2 separate regions of the Homo sapiens genome follow, and region 2 is linked to region 1. Evidence: read pairs that join two places in POLR2A ChIA-PET (ENCODE). Cell type or tissue: Panc1. All regions are shown on one strand.

Evidence for each region. Peaks named below come from ENCODE experiments on the same cell type or tissue, not always from the same donor. Only the 100,000 strongest peaks of a DNase experiment are listed, where the experiment ranks them.
Region 2: POLR2A ChIA-PET joins it to region 1 with 11 read pairs; 6 of 35 experiments call an interaction of 5 or more read pairs at or near these places.

Annotation. Positions count from the first base shown.
Region 1 is chr16:70,588,484-70,596,483 of GRCh38, reverse strand. It overlaps a transcript of IL34 not described here. Among named protein-coding and RNA genes, the nearest start is that of IL34, 54 kb to the left of the region's middle. In Panc1, no CTCF peak of the experiment used is centred here; no DNase peak of the experiment used is centred here; H3K4me3 peaks cover 475 bases; H3K27ac peaks cover 6,101 bases.
Region 2 is chr16:70,384,499-70,392,498 of GRCh38, reverse strand. It overlaps ST3GAL2 (ST3 beta-galactoside alpha-2,3-sialyltransferase 2), which reads left to right. Exons shown (of 7, transcript NM_006927.4): 4 at 3,953-4,132. Among named protein-coding and RNA genes, the nearest start is that of DDX19A, 42 kb to the right of the region's middle. RefSeq lists an enhancer at 4,577-5,261. In Panc1, no CTCF peak of the experiment used is centred here; no DNase peak of the experiment used is centred here.

The sequences.
Region 1 (8,000 bases):
CCAGATCTGCCACTCAGATGCCTGCTTTGCAGCAACTCACGCTCCCTGGCTCCATATCACAGCCTGTCATGACCACGGTCCTCTTTGTGCCTCTGGAGATGCCCTAGCCACCTTTCCGGGCAGTCTTAGTCTTGGCATAAATAAATGCTGCTATGGTCTGAATATCTGTGTCTCCCCCAAAATTCATCACCTCAAGGTGAAGGTATTAGAAGGTGAAGTCTTTGGAAGATGATGAGGTCGTGATGGTGGGCCTTTTGAATGGATTTAGTGCCCTTATAAAAGAGACCCCAGAGAGATCCCTCACCCCTCCTGCCTCTGAGGCTACAGGGAAAAGACAGCCGCCTAGGACAAGGGCCCACACCAGACACCAAATCTGTCAGCGCCTTGATCTTGGTCTTCCCAGGCTCTAGAACAATACACTTCTGTTGTTTACAAGCCTCCCAGTCTATACAACTTTCTTTTTTTTTTTTTTTGAGACGGGGTCTCGCTGTGTCGCCCATGCTGGAGTGCAGTGGCACAATCTCAGCTCACTACAACCTCTGCCTCCCAAGTTCCAGCAATTCTCCTGTCTCAGCCTCCTGAGTAGCTGAGACTACAGGTGCACACCACCACGCCCAGCTAATTTTTTATTTTTAGTAGAAATGGGGTTTCACCATGTTGGCCCAGCTGGTCTCGAACTCTTGACCTCAAGTAATCCATCTGTCTCGGCCTCCCAAAGTGCTGGGATTACAGGCATGAGCCACCACGCCCAGCCGGATTTTCTTATGGCAGCCCAAACAGACTAAGACAAATCCCATTTCTCCTGAGGTCAGCCAAACAAGGTTAGACTACTCCCCAGAAGAATGTTCCTACAAAATGAGAGAGGAGCCCTGGCGCAGTGGCTCATGTCTGTAATCCCAGCACTGTGGGAGGTTGAAGTGGGAGGATCACATGAGTCCAGGAGTTCAAGACCAGCCTGGGAAACAAAGTGAGAACCCATCACTATTAAAAATAAAAATTAGCAGGGCACAGTGGTGCACACCTGTGGTCCAGCTACACGAGAGGCTGAGGCAGGAGGATTAATTGAACCTAGGAGGTCAAGGCTGCAGTGAGTCATGTACTCCAGCCAGGGTGACAGAGTGAGATCCTGTCTCAGAAGAAGAAAAAGAAGGAGAAGGAATTAGAGGAGAAAGAAGAAGGAGAAGAAAACTAGAGAGGAAACAGAACTAAGAAATTGAAATGCAGGCCAGGCACGGTGGCTCACACCTGTAATCCCAGCACTTTGGGAGGCCGAGGTGGGCGGATCACCTGAGGTCAGGAGTTCCAGACCAGCCTGGCCAACATGGCAAAACCCCATCTCTACTAAAAATACCAGAAAAAAAATTAGTTGGGTGTGGTGGCGGGCGCCTGTTACCCCAGCTACTTGGGAGCCTGAGGCAGGAGAATTGCTTGAACCCTGGAGGCAGAGGTTGCAGTGAGCCGAGATCGCACCACTGCACTCCAGCCTGGGCGACAGAGGGAGACTCTGTCTCAGAAAAAAAAAAAAAAAGAGAGAGAGAGAGAGAGAGATAAATTGAAATGCAGCCACCTGGAAATATGAGGGTTTCCCAAGGCCTAGAATATTTGATATGAATCTGCCCAGAGTAGACTGGCAGCCTCCCAAAGCCTCCTCCTCACCTCCTCCTCATCTGTACCCACTGGCTTGGCAAGAAGCCCTCCCTTCCAAAACCTGTTTCCTCTGGCCTTGAGCAGTAGCAGCCCTGCCCCTAGATCTTGGCAGGACCAGTGTGTTCTGCTTGAGCTCTTGAAGAGGAAGAGAGTCCTCCCCAGAAAGTCCTCTTTGGGCCCTTGACCCTCCCTCAGAGATAATAAGACCTGCCAGGCAGAATTCTTGTGAGGATTAGATATTGAGCTTGAATTAGATTAGAGCTTGAATATACACATACAATCTTTGGAAGGACCCATAAGAACCAGGCATCAGTAACTGTCTTTGGATAGATGAATGGAGGCCTAGGGAATGAGAAGTAGAGGAAGCCACTTTTCACTATAAACCAATCTCTCTCTATTGAATGTTTTTACTGTATGCACATATTACCTATTTGAAATTGAAAGCACAATGCCATTTATATTAGCACCCTAAAAATAAAATTCTTCACTATAAATCTAACAAAATATGTACAAGATCTGTATGAGGAGTACTATACAACCCTGATGAAAGAAAGCAAAGATCTAAATAAATGGAGAGATATTCCATGTTCATGGATAGGATGATTCAATATTGTTAAGATGGTTGTTCTCCCCAACTTTGTAGATTCAATGCAACACAATAAAAATCCCAGAAAGTTATTTTGTAATATCTACAAGTTGATTCTAAAGTTTACACAGAGTAGCAAAAGACCTAGAAGGACAACACAAAAAAGAAGAATGGAATTAGAGAACTGACACTCCCTGACTTCAAGACTTACTTAAAGCTATAGCAATCAAGATAGTGTGGTATTGGTGAAAGAACAGACAAATAGATCAGTGGAACAATAGGGAACCAAGAATAGACTCACACAAATATAGTCAACTGATCTTTGACAAAGGAGCAAAGGCAATTCAATGGAAAAAGGATAGTCTTTCCAACAAATGGTGCTGGAATGATTGATCATCCACCTGCAAGAAAAAAATCTAGATATTGCCAGGTACACTAGCTCACACCTCTGATCCTAGTGCTCCAAGAAGCTAAAGCAGGAGGATTGCTTGAGGGCAGGAGTCTGAGATCAGGCTGGGCAACACAGCAAGACCCCATCACCACAAAAAAAGAAAAAATACAAAAAAAATAGCCCAGCATGGTGGCATGCACCTGTAGTCCCAGCTACTCGGGAGGCTGAGGTGGGAGGATCACTTGAGCCCAGAGTTCAAGACTGCTATGAGCCACAATCATGCCACTGCACTCCAGCCTTGACAACAGAGTGAGATCCTGTCTCAAAAAATAACAACAACAACAACAAACTAGGTACTAAGAAATCTTGATTCTAAGGTCTGACCTTAGACCTTAGACCTTTCACAAAAATTTATTCAAAATGAAACTTGAACCTAAACATAAAATGCAAAACTATAAAACTTCTAGAAGATAACATAGGAAGAAAATCTAGCTGATCTTGGGTTTGGTGATGTTTTTCTATATATCAAAAGCACGATCCTTGAAATAAAAAATTGACATTAGACTTTATTAAAATTAAAAGCTTCTGCTCTGCAAAAGACACTATTGCTAGGAAAAATGATAAAATATTTGCAAAAGACATATTGATAAAGACCTTGTATCTAAAATATACAAAGAACTCTTAAAACTCAACAATAAGAAAACAAACAACCCAGTTAAAAAATGGACAATAGGGCCAGGCGCAGTAGCTCATGCCTGTAATCCCAGCACTTTAGGGGGCTGACACAGGAGGATCGCCTGAGGCCAGCAGTTCGAGACCAGCCTGGCCAATATGGTGAAACCCCGTCTCTATTTATTAAAAAAAGAAAAAGAATAAAACTGTGTTTTTAAGAAAAATTTAAAAAATAGGGCCGGCACGGTGGCTCACGCCTGTAATCCCAGTACTTTGGGAGGCCGAGGCGGGCAGATCATTAAGTCAGGAGTTCAAGACCAGCCTGACCAACATGCTGAAACCCCGTCTCTACTAAAAATACAAAAATTAGCTGGGCATGGTGGCATGTGCCTGTAATCCCAGCTACTCAGGAGGCTGAGGCAGGAGAATCGCTTGCACCCAGGAGGCAGAGGCTGCAGTGAGCCCAGATCGCGCCACTGTACTCCAGCCTGGACGACAGAGTGAGACTCCATCTCAAAAAAAGAAAAAGAAAAAATAAACCAATAAATAAATAAATAAAACTGCTTTGTAAAAGTCTACTGATTTTTTTTAAGGAAGTTTAAAAGCTATTTTTAAAATAATTATTCAGCAACTGGTATAGGCTTTGCAGGCAGACAGCCCAGGATTCAAGTCTCAGAACCCTGAGCCTGCCAAGCTTCCTCCTCTGGGGATTACAGCCACACCTTCCAGGGTTGGGTTAAGGGTCCCAGAACCCACAGCAGCATGAGAGTCAAAAGTTATGTTGCTACCTGATTCTCATGGGCAGAGAGAGGAGGGGCCTTCTATTACACCTCAGGAGGCGGTCAGGGTGGGGTGCACTGGGGAGAAGAACGAGGGCGAGTAGAACAGGAGGCACCCGCTCCAGTGACATCATCCAACAAAGGTTTCCTGCCTGTGACAAGACACTGGAAAGTGCCTGGCCCCAGCCCAGCCTCAGCCGGGCCAGCAGGTCTGCTGGCCTTTATGCATTGTATGGCTTTAGTGGGGCCTGGGAAGCCAGGAGGAGGGCTATGGAGTGACCCAGTATGGTAGAGACAAGAATGAACCTGGAGCAGGTGGTGGGGGGAGTAGAAGGACCACCACCTCCCCGCCGCCCCCATGCCCCTTCCCACTGTGGAACCCTGGAGGAGACCCTAAGCAGCTTCTTCATCACTACCTAGTACTACCAGGGCCCCCACCCAGGACAGTGGTGAGAAGAGAAAGATCAAATGCACTTTGCTCCTCCAAGCAGCAAGGAGCACAAACACCACTGCCGTTGGCCCCAGCCTGGCCCCAGCCCAGCCCCAGCACCGAGCCTCAGGGCAACAGCAGGGGGAAGGGAGAAGCCAGGCTCCTAGGCATGACTTAACCTCTCTGATCCTCAGTTTCCTCATCTGCAGTATGGGAATATCAGCTGCACGTCACCAGCTGGGCCCTGTAAGAATCCGGGGAGATGGTGCCTGTATAGGGCTGAGCACCCTGCCTGGCACAGAGGTAAATGACAGCTCCCTGTGCCTCCATACAAGGTGACTGCCAGGCAAGCTAACAGGGGCAGGGTGGGAGGACGGTGAGGGCCATTCTTTTTTTTTTTTTTTTTTTAAGAGACAGGATCTCACTCCACTACTCAGGCTGGAGTACAATGGTGTGATCATGGCTAACTGAAGCCTCGACCTCCTGGGTTCATGCGATCCTCCCACCTCAGCCTCCTGAGTAGCTGGGACTACAGGTACGTGCCACCACGCCCGGCTAACTGGGTCATTCTGGATAAACTGCTGTCCCTGCCAGAGTCACCCTCTGTCCTAGCTATAAGCGTGGTGGTCATCCTGCCTCAGCTCTGGGGACAAAGGAGGGCACTGGATCACTGCCATCAGGAATGGTATTTATGGCCTATCAGGGGCCAGGTTGGAGTTGGACAGATTGAATCATGTGGACAAGGTCTTGGCACCCAGAGAGCTGAGTTGGAAAACACAGTTGCACAAAAGGCAAAATCAGCTCAACAGCTATGGGACAGACTTAGAGGCCTGCAAGAGAGTTATTAGGAGTGTCTCGTTGAATGGCAGGAGAAGGAAGGCACTGAGTGACACGGAGCCTGGCTCTCCCAGTCTCGCTTGGCATGGTCCCCACAGTGCTGTCCTGAGACCCCGGAGACCCGAGCAGGCTGGGGCCGGGGCCGGGTCTGACTGCACAGAGCAGCCAGCGCTGACAGTGTGAAGGCAGCCAGAGGGAGGGGCAGCGCACTGACGACGGGGAGGGCACAGCAGCTACATCTGTACTGTGGGGGTGGCAGGGCACCCCTGACCCCAGGAACTGACTGCCAGGGGCGGGGGCAGGGAGAGGCCAGCTTGCGGGGGGACGGGTTTGGGAGACTTCCACCCAGGATGGAGGGCTCAAGCCGGACTGCCTGGGTTCGAATCCCAGCAACGCCAGCTGCTGGCTAACCTTGGGCAGGTGACTTAACCTCTGAGCCTTGGTTCCCAGGTGTTGACAGCCCCTACCGCACAGGGCTATGGTGAGGATTTGAGATCAAGCCTGTTCAGCTTAACACAGCACCTGGCCCAGTGAAAACAGCACCAGCTACTTCCGCACTATTGGGCTAGACCTGGGACAAGCCTTCCCACCCGGCTGCCCCCTCCCTCTGACCCGAGCACCACCTTTACAAGGGTTTGTTATATACAATTTTTGTCTGGACTGGGTCCCATCAGAGAGGTGCACAGCGTCGGAGGTACACAGCCTTGGCTCCACCCCCACCTCGCACAGGCACCTCCTTACCTGCCTCCGCTAATGGGGAGCTCCCCAATCCACAAAGCAGCCTCTGTTCCTCATGCAGACATCTCTGATCATGAGTTCTCTAGCGTGAGCCCAAATCTCTTCCCTACAACTGCCCCTTAGTGGGAGTGATTTTTCTGCCAGGGACTTTCCAATGTCTGGAATCTGCCCATCCCACACATGCTAGGAATCCCCCAAGCAGGGCCCCATCACGGCTCCAGGAAGGATTCCCTGAACCCCAGCCCTCTCCCGCCGTGAGCAGCTTCTGCTGAATGGAGTAATGACTTCCACAGGGACACAGACGCCCCTCCCCTGGGTGGGTCTGTCCATCTCTCCAGCAACACCTCCCCGAAGGCAGAAAGCCTTGTATTCCCACAGACCTGAGGCTAATAACACAGTTCACATGCGTTGCCTCATCCTGTCCTCACGAACCCTGTAAAGGATCTACTATTTTTTCGTTTGTTTTTAAAAATCATGGTAAGGCCGGGTGCAGTGGCTCACGCCTGTAATCCCAACACTCTGGGAGGCCGAGGCAGGCGGATCATTTGAGGTCAGGAGTTCAAGACCAGCCTGGCCAACATGGTGAAACCCCATCTCTACTAAAAATACAAAAAATAGCTGGGCGTGGTGGCGGGCACCTGTAATCCCAGCTACTTGGGAGGCTGAGGCAAGAGAATCACTTGAACCCAGGAGGCTGAAGTTGCGGTGAACTGAGGTCATACCACTGGACTCCACCCTGGGTAACAAGAGCAAAACTCTGTCTCAAAAAAAAAAAAAAAAATCATGGTAAAAAAACACATAAGGTGAAATGTACCACATCTATAAAAAAGAATGAGATCATGTCTTTTATGGGAACATGGATGGAGCTGGAGGCCATTATCCTCAGCAAAGTAGCACAGAGCAGAAAACCAAATACTGCACTTTCTCACTTATAAGTGGGAGCTAAATGATGAGAACTCAGGGACACATAGAGGGGACAACAGACACTGGGGTCTATCTGAAGGTGGAGGGTGGGAGGAGGGAGAGGAACAGAAAAGATAACTATTGGGTACTGGGCTTAATTCCTGGGTGATGAAATACAACAAACCCCCATGAGTTTGCCTGTGTAACAAACCTGCACATGTACCCCCGAATCTAAAACAAAAGTTAAAAAAAAATTAACCATTTTAACCATTTTTTTCTTTTCTTATTATTATTTTTTGTGTGTGTGACAGAGTCTCACTATGTTCCCCAGACTGGAGTGCAATGGCGTGACCTTGGCTCACTGCAACCTCCACCTCCCGGGTTCAAGCGATTCTCCTGCCTCAGCCTCCTGAGTAGCTGGGATTACTGGTGCCCGCCACCACGCTCAGCTAGCATTTTTGCCACCGCTCTCAGCTAGCATTTTTTTCCCAGTGGCATTAAATACATTTATATTATTGTGTTACCATCACCACCATCCATTTCCAGAACTTTTCATCTTATAAAACCAAAACTTTATATCCATTCCTCCTTCCCCACCCCCAGCCCCTGGCAACCACCATAGAAACATTGTACTTTCTGTTTCTATGAACCTGGCTACTCTGGCTCCGTTACATAAGTAGAATCATACAGTATTTATCTTTTGTGCCTGGCTAATTTCACTTGATTTCCTCAAAGTTCATTCACGTTGTAGCATGTGTCAGAATTCCCTTCCTTTGTAAGGCTGAATCATACCACATTGTGTATATTTACGGCACATTTTGTTTTTCCATTCATCTGTTGATGAACACTTGAATTGCTTTTACCTTTTAGCTACGATTGATGCTGCTATGAACATGGGTGGGCAAATATCTCTTTGAGACTCTGCTTTTAGTTCTTTTTGGTATATATCCAGAAGTGGGATTGCTGGATTGTATGGTGATTCTATTTTTAATGTTTTTTTTTTTTGAAATGAAGTTT
Region 2 (8,000 bases), 200 kb after region 1:
TGAAGGGGACTAGGCAGCCAACATCAGGTCCTAACCAGGGGGCACACACCCCACTTGCGCCCCTGTCCCTGAATACTTCTTTAGCTGCTGGAGGCAGCCAAGGACAGATAGATTTCTAGAATGCTGTGTTCCCGAGTGCCAGAGATGCAGCTCATCCTCCTCGTCCTGCTCTGGCCCCTTTCCAGGGCGTGGCTTCTCCAGGATGAATCAGAGCCTTGAAACAAAACCTTGTCCCTGTTAGAGTGCCATGTTCCTTCCCTTTCCCTTGGAGGCTGTGAAACATATTTTGGGACCTCTTGCTCCCTTCATTCCCAGATGTTTGGAAGCTGGTATCTGGCCAACCATGGGGAAATGAGGGAGGGCCAGGCTCTGCAGCATGGCCAGCCACAGGCGCTGGAGGCAGGGTGACCCTGGCTGACAGGTCCCATGGGGACTTCATGACAGCTCAGGCTGCCAAGTCAGTGCAGAAGACAGATGGTGGGTCTTCAGAAACCAGCCTGGGCTGGCTGCAGCCCTGTGCTCTGCAGGATCTCTTGGCCTCACCATCTCTGGTGAGATGAAGTTTGTTTCTTAGGTCAAGTGTACACCTTGGCTGGGCGCAGTGGCTCACGCCTGTAATCCCACTACATTGGGAGGCTGAGGCGAGAGAACTGATTGAGCCCAGGAGCTCGAAACCAGCTTGGGCAACATGGCAAAACCCCATCTCTATTTAAAAAAGGAGAAGAAAAAGAGCATACCTTGATCCTAGCTCCTGCCCCGCCCAGGCCCCGGCCAGCCTGTGTCACCAGCCCAATTCCTCTACCCCCTGCCTACCCCTGCCATACCCTGGGCAGCTGAGACACACTTCTGGCTCTGACATCCCCTGTTAAGGCTTCCTCTCCAACTGATCTGTTCCTCACAGGCCCCAGGGTGCTTGGCAGGAGGCAGATACAGACTGTGTCAGTGTGACCATAGGACACCAATACCTGCATGGGGAGTTTAGCAGCCCACAAGCTATTAAGAGTTATTCAGGGGTGGGAAGGATACTTCTTGGCTCTTCTAGGAGACAGGATCTCTAAACCCTAAAGACCGGGCTCAAAGGGGCAGTTCACTGAAGGACATGAATTTGGGAGAGGGAGGCTGGAAGTAGATCCCTGTTCTGGAGACAGAGCATGTTAGTTTCTCTGGAGGAAATTCTGGGCATCTGCTTGAAGCCAGCTAGAACGGAAGTGGTTAGGAACACAGAGGTTCTCTAGGTTTTGAGACCTCCCACCCCAAAGCACCCTCCAGACCCTCAAGGGAAGGGAAAATGAGAGGTAGGGGGCACAGTGATCCTGGACAGCACAGCCCATGGTCCTTCCCAGTCCCGTCCCTGAGGAAGACAGCTTGGGAGCCCCTGGAACACAGCAAGTCCTCACCCAGCCCAGCTAGCTGGTGCCAGCCACTCTAAGGACAGGGAATGTTTGTGCTGGTTTTACAGAACTGGCATAAAAAGCAAGGAGAGCCACCTAGAGACTGCGCTCCCTGCTTCCCTGGCTCCCTGTGTTCCTAGTGGAGGGCCAGGTTACGGTCACCCTGCTTTGGTAGTCATGATTCCACAAGGTGTGGTCCACGTGAGACAGGAATGTGCTTGTAAACAGTCATAACAGAAAAAAAAAGACCAACAGGTTTGTGTTTAAACCTGGTTCACCTGTTACGTAAGATGCATACTAAAAAGGGGAGCTTTGGTTTTTACTTGTCTTGTATTTTGCACAAATTGAAAGGAAGTGGAAGCCTTCTTGGCTTATTATAGCCACAGAGAAGGTTTCCAGACAGGAGCTACAGCAATGTCCCCTCTGTCCAGACAGCAGCAGGAGAGAGGGGACATTGCACATCACCAGAAAGATAGCAAGGGCAGACCGTCAGAACTTGGGGCATTTCTCTTGGCCTTGGAGTGGAAGGGCAGACAGGGTCTTAAAGCGGCAGACAGGAATAGGGTGGTAGTGGGTGGCAGGACAGAGGCTTCCATCCGGCCCAGGGCCTGAGGGAAGGCTTGAACTTCCTATCTTACTTTCACCATCTTATAGGAAGGAGGGCAGAACAGCCAAGTGAAGTGGAAGCTGCGGAAGGCTGTTCTTTATAAGTTGTTTCTTTAAAAAATTATAAAAGGCCAGGCCTGGTGTCATCTGCCTGTAGTTATGGCTACTCAGGAGGCTGAGGCAGGAGGGTTGCTTGAGTTCAGGAGATTGAGACCAGCCTGGACAACGCAGTGAGACCCCTATCTCTACAAAACAGAAAACAAAACAGGCGTGGTGATGCAGACCTGTGGTCCCAGCTACTCGGGAGGCTGAAGCTGGAGGATTGATTGAACCCAGGAGGTCGAGGCTGCAGTGAGCCATGATGGTGCCACTGCACTCCAGCCTGGGTGACAGAGTGAGACTTAAAAGACAAACAGGGCCGAGCGTGGTGGCTCACGCCTGTAATCCCAGCACTTTGGGAGACTGAGGTGGGCGGATCACGAGGTCAGGAGATCCAGACTATCCTGGCTAACACGGTGAAACCCTGTCTCTACTAAAAATGCAAACAATTAGCCGGGCGTGATGGCGGGCGCCTGTAGTCCCAGCTACTTGGGAGGCTGAGGCAGGAGAATGGCGTGAACCCAGGAGGCGGAGCTTCCAGTGAGCCGAGATTGTGACACTGCACTCCAGCCTGGGCGACAGAGCAAGACTCCGTCTCAAAAAACAAACAAACAAACAAAAAACCCAAACAAACAAAATGGCTGGGCTCGGTGGCTCACGCCTGTAATCCCAGCACTTTGGGAGGCCGAGGCCGGCGCATCACGAGGTCAGTAGATGGAGACCATCCTGGCTATCAGGGTGAAACCCCGTCTCTACTGAAAATACAAAAAATTAGCTGGACGTAGCGGCTAACGCCTGTAATCCCAGCTACTTGGGAGGCTGAGGCAGGAGAATCCCTTGAACCCAGGAGGTGGAGGTTGCAGTGAGGTGAGATTGCACCACTGGACTCCAGCCTGGGCGACAGGGCGATCCGTCTCAACCAAAAACTTAGCTGGGAATGCTGGCACATGTTGTAGTCCCGTCTACTGAGGAAGCTGAGGCAGGAGAATCGCTTGAACCTGGGAGGCGGAGGCGGGGATTGCAGTGAGCCGAGATAGCACCACTGCACTCCAGCCTGGGTGACAGAGTGAGACCTTGTCTCAAAACTAATAATAATTAAAAGTAAATAAATAAAAATGTATACAGTAAAAATGAGTTAAGCCCCCAATGTTAGTAACCTTTTTTTTTTTTTTTTTTTTTTTTTTTTTTTTTTTTTTTTTTGTAGAGATGGGGTTTCACCGTGGTCTCGATCTCCTGACCTCGTGATCCGCCCACCTCGGCCTCCCAAAGTGCTGGGATTACAGGTGTGAGCCACCGCGCCCGGCCAACCTTTTTTTTTTTTTTTTTTGGAGACAAGAGTCTTGTTCTGTCACCCAGGCTGGAGTGCGGTGGTGCGATGTCGGCTCACTGCAATCTCTGCCTCCAGGTTCAAACACATCACCTGCCTCAGTCTCCCAGGTTGCTGGGATTACAGGTACATGCCACCACGCCCAGCTAATTTTATATTTGTTTTTTTTTTTTTAGTAAAGATGGGGTTTTGCCATGTTGGCTAAGGCTGGTCTCGAACTCCTGACCTCAAAGCAGTCCATCCACCTTGGCCTCCCAAAGTGCCTGGATTACATGTGTGAGCCACCACACCTGGCCTGTTTGATTGATTCTGGTGTTACTATTGTAAATAATTCTGCAGTGAATATCCTCATACACATCTTTGCACACCTTTGTAACCATTTTTATAGGGCAGATTTCTAGCAATGGAATTGCTAGGTTGGAGTATACACCCGTTTGCATTTTTGATGGATGGCTTCGAACTGTCCTCTAAGAATCTTGTATCAGTTTCCATGGCAGTTGATTCTCATGTCACCCTCTTGTCCCTGCAGGATGAATCAGGCGCCAACCGTGGGCTTTGAGCAGGATGTTGGCAGCCGAACCACCCACCATTTCATGTACCCTGAGAGTGCCAAGAACCTGCCCGCCAACGTCAGCTTCGTGCTGGTGCCCTTCAAGGTCCTGGACCTTCTGTGGATCGCCAGCGCCTTGTCCACGGGGCAGATCCGATTGTGAGCTTCTTGCTGGCCTGGGTAGAATATGGGTGACAGGACCATCTTGGGCAGAGTCTTCTAGGGGCCAGATTGTAGGATTCCTTTCATTGAACATTTTGGCCAAGAGGGGCTGGTGAGAAGGGAGGGCCTAAGTTGGTGGGTGAGCTGAAGGCACAGCTTGCTCTGTGTCACCTCCTGTGTGGTGACACAGCATATTGATGGTGGAAAGATGAGGAAGGATCTGTTTTTTTGTTTGTTTTTTTTTTTTTTTGGAGACAGAATTTCGCTCTTGTTGCCCAGGCCGGGGTGCAATGGCGCGATCTTGGCTCACTGCAACATCCGCCTCCCGGGTTCAAGCGATTCTCTTGCCTCAGCCTCCTGAGTAGCTGGGATTATAGGGATGCACCACCACGCCCGGCTAATTTTGTATTTTAGTAGAGACAGGTTTCTTCATGTTGGTCAGGCTGATCTGGAACTCCTGACCTCAGATGATCCAGCTACCTCGGGCTCCCAAAGTGCTGGGATTATAGGTGTGAGCCACCGCACCCGGCCAGACCATCTGGTTTTGGTCTCCTTTCTGGGTGATGGCTCCTGACTGAGGGAGCTCTGCCTTCTGAGGACTTTCTTTGGGGGTAGTTGTCCCATCATAGCCGGGAACCATGGGAAATCTAGTTCACCAAGTATATTTTTTAACAGCTTTATCAAGATATGATTCATATCCCATACATCTCACCTATTTAATGTGTATAATCCAGTAACTTCTTATATATTCAGAGTTGTATAACCATGACTACAATTAATTTTAATTTTTTTTAATTTTATTTTTTTTTGAGATGGAGTCTCACTCTCTTACCCAGGTTGGAGTGCAGTGGCGCAATCTTGGCTCACTGAAACCTCTACCTCCCGAGTTTAAGAGATTCTCGTGCCTCAGCCTCCCGAGTAGCTGGGATTACAGGCACATGTCACCATGCCTGGCTAATTTTTGTATTTTTAGTAGAGACGGTGTTTTGCCATGCTGGCCAGGCTGGTCTCAAACTCCTGACATCAAGTGATCCACCTGCCTCAGGCTCCCATCGTGTTGAGATTACAGGCATGAGCCACCACATCCGGCCCACAATTAATTTCTTTTGAAACGGAGTCTCATTCCGTTGCCCAGACTGGAGTGCAGTGGCAGAATCTCAGCTCACTGTAACCTCCGCCTCCCAGGTTCAAGTGATTATCCTGCCTCGGCCTTCTGAGTAGCTGGGATCACAGGCATGTGTCACCACAGACCTGGCTAATTTTTGTATTTTTAGTAGAGATGGGGTTTCGCTATGTTGGCCAGGCTGGTCTCAAACTTCTGAGCTCAGATGATCTGCTCACCTTGGCCTCCCGAAGTGCTGGGATTATACGGCATGAGCCACCACACCCGGCCCCACAATTAATTTTAAAACATTTTCATGGCCGGGCACTGCGGCTCACGCATGTAATCCCAGCACCTTGGGAGGCCAAGGCGGGTGGATCACAAGGTCAGGAGTTAGAGACCAGCCTGGCCAACATGGTGAAACCTCATCTGTACTAAAAATAAAACAATTAGCTAGGCGTGGTGGCATGCGCCTGTAATCTCAGCTACTCAGGACGCTGAGACAGGAGAATCGCTTGAGCTCAGGAGGTGGAGGTTGCAGTGAGCCAAGACCACACCATTGCACTCTAGCCTGGGCAACAAGAGCAAAACTCTGTCTCAAAAAAAATAAAAAATAAAAATTTTTGGCCGGGCATGGTGGTTCATGCCTGTAATCCCAGCCCTTTGGGAGGCCGATGTGGGCGATCATGAGGTCAAGAGATCAAGACCATCCTGGCCAACATGGTGAAACCTTGTCTCTACTAAAAATACAAAAATTAGCTGGGTGTGGCCGGCCAGGCGTGGTGAGTCACGCCTGTAATCCTAGCACTTTGAGAGACCAGGCGGGCGGATCACAAGGTAAGGAGATGGAGACCATCCTGGCTAACACCGTGAAACCCCATCTCTACTAAAAAATAATAAAAAAAAATTAGCCGGCCGTGGTGGCAGGCACCTGTAGTCCCAGCTACTGGGGAGGCTGAGGCAGGAGAATGGCGTGAACCCGGGAGGCGGAGCTTGCAGTGAGCCGAGATCGCGCCACTGCACTCCAGCCTGGGTGACAGAGCGAGACTCCGTCTCAGGAAGAAAAAAAAAAAACTAGCTGGGTGTGGTGGCGCACGTCTGTAGTCCCAGCTACTTGGGAGGCTGAGGCAGGAGAATCGCTCGAACCTGGGAGGCAGAGGTTACAGTGAGACGAGATTGTGCCACTGCATTCAAGCCTGACGACAGAGATTCCGTCTCAAAAAAACAAAACAAAACAAAAAAAATTTTCATGTTCTGCCGGGTGCAGTGGCTCACACCTGTAATCCCAGCACTCTAGGAGGCCAAGGAGGGTAGATTGTTTGAGTCCAAGAGTTTGAGACCACCTTGGGCAACATGGCGAAACTCTGTCTCTGCAAAAAATACAAAAATTAGCCAGACATGGTGGCATGCTCCTGTAGTCCTAGCCACTCAAGGATGAGGTGGGAGGATCGGATCACTTGAACCCGGGAGGCAGAGGTTGCAGTGAGCTCAGATCGCGCCACTGCACTCCAGCCTGGGCAACAAAGCAGGGCTCTGCCTCAAAAAAAAAAAAAAAAAAAAAAAGAACCAAAAAAGGAACATTTTCATGTTCTAAGGGTCTTTAATCTAAAGATACCCCCGGATCCCTAAGCCATCACCCCCACTCCTCCCACCCCGAGCCCTAGGCAACCATTAATCTACTCTGTCTCACCATATATTTTTGTTGTGTGGTAAAATATACACAATATAACATTTGCCATTTTAACTATTTTTAAGTGTAAAGCTCAGTAACATTAAGTATATTCACATTATTGTATAGCCATCACCACTCTCCATTTCCAGAACGTTTTCATTATCCCAAATGGAAACTGTACACCTTAAACACTAACTCTCCATTCTCCCCTCAACCCCAGGTAACCTTATTCTACTTTCTGTCTCTATGATTTAACTATTCTTTTTTGTTTGTTTGTTTGTTTGTTTGTTTTTGGAGACAGAGTCTCACTCTGTCACCCAGGCTGGAGTGCAATGGCGCCTTCTCGGCTCACTGCAACCTGGGTTCAAGCGATTCTCCTGCCTCAGCCTCCCGAGTAGCTGAGACTACAGGCAAGCACCACCACGCCCAGCTGATTTTTTGTATTTTTAGTAGAGACGGGGTTTCACCGTGTTAGCTAGGATGGTCTCGATCTCCTGACCTTGTGATCTGCCCGCCTCAGCCTCCCAAAGTGCTGGGATTACAGGCAGGAGCCACCGCACCCGGCCTGTTTGTTTGTTTTTGAGCCTGAGTCTTGCTCTGTTGCCCAGCATGTAGTGCAATGGCATGATCTTGGCTCACTGCAACCTCTGCCTCCTGGGTTCAAGCGATTCTCGTGCCTCAGCCTCCCGAGTAGCTGGGACTACAGGCATGGGCCACCATACCCGGCTAATTTTTGTATTTTTAGTACAGATGGCCAGGCTGGTGTTGAACCCCTGACCTCAGGTGATCGGCCCAACTTGGCCTCTCAAAGTGCTGGGATTACAGGCATGAGCCACCACACCCAGCCTGATTTGACTATTGTGTTTTTTTTTTTTTTTTTTTTTGAGACAGAGTTTCGCTCTGTCGCCAGGCTGGAGTACAGTGTGGCACAATGTCGGCTCACTGCAACCTCAGACTCCCTGGTCCAAGCGATTCTCCTGCCTCAGTCTCCCAAGTAGCTGGGACTACAGGCGTGTGCCACCACACCCAGCTAATTTTTGTATTTTTAGTAGAGACAGGGTTTTACCATGTTGGCCAGGATGGTCTCCATC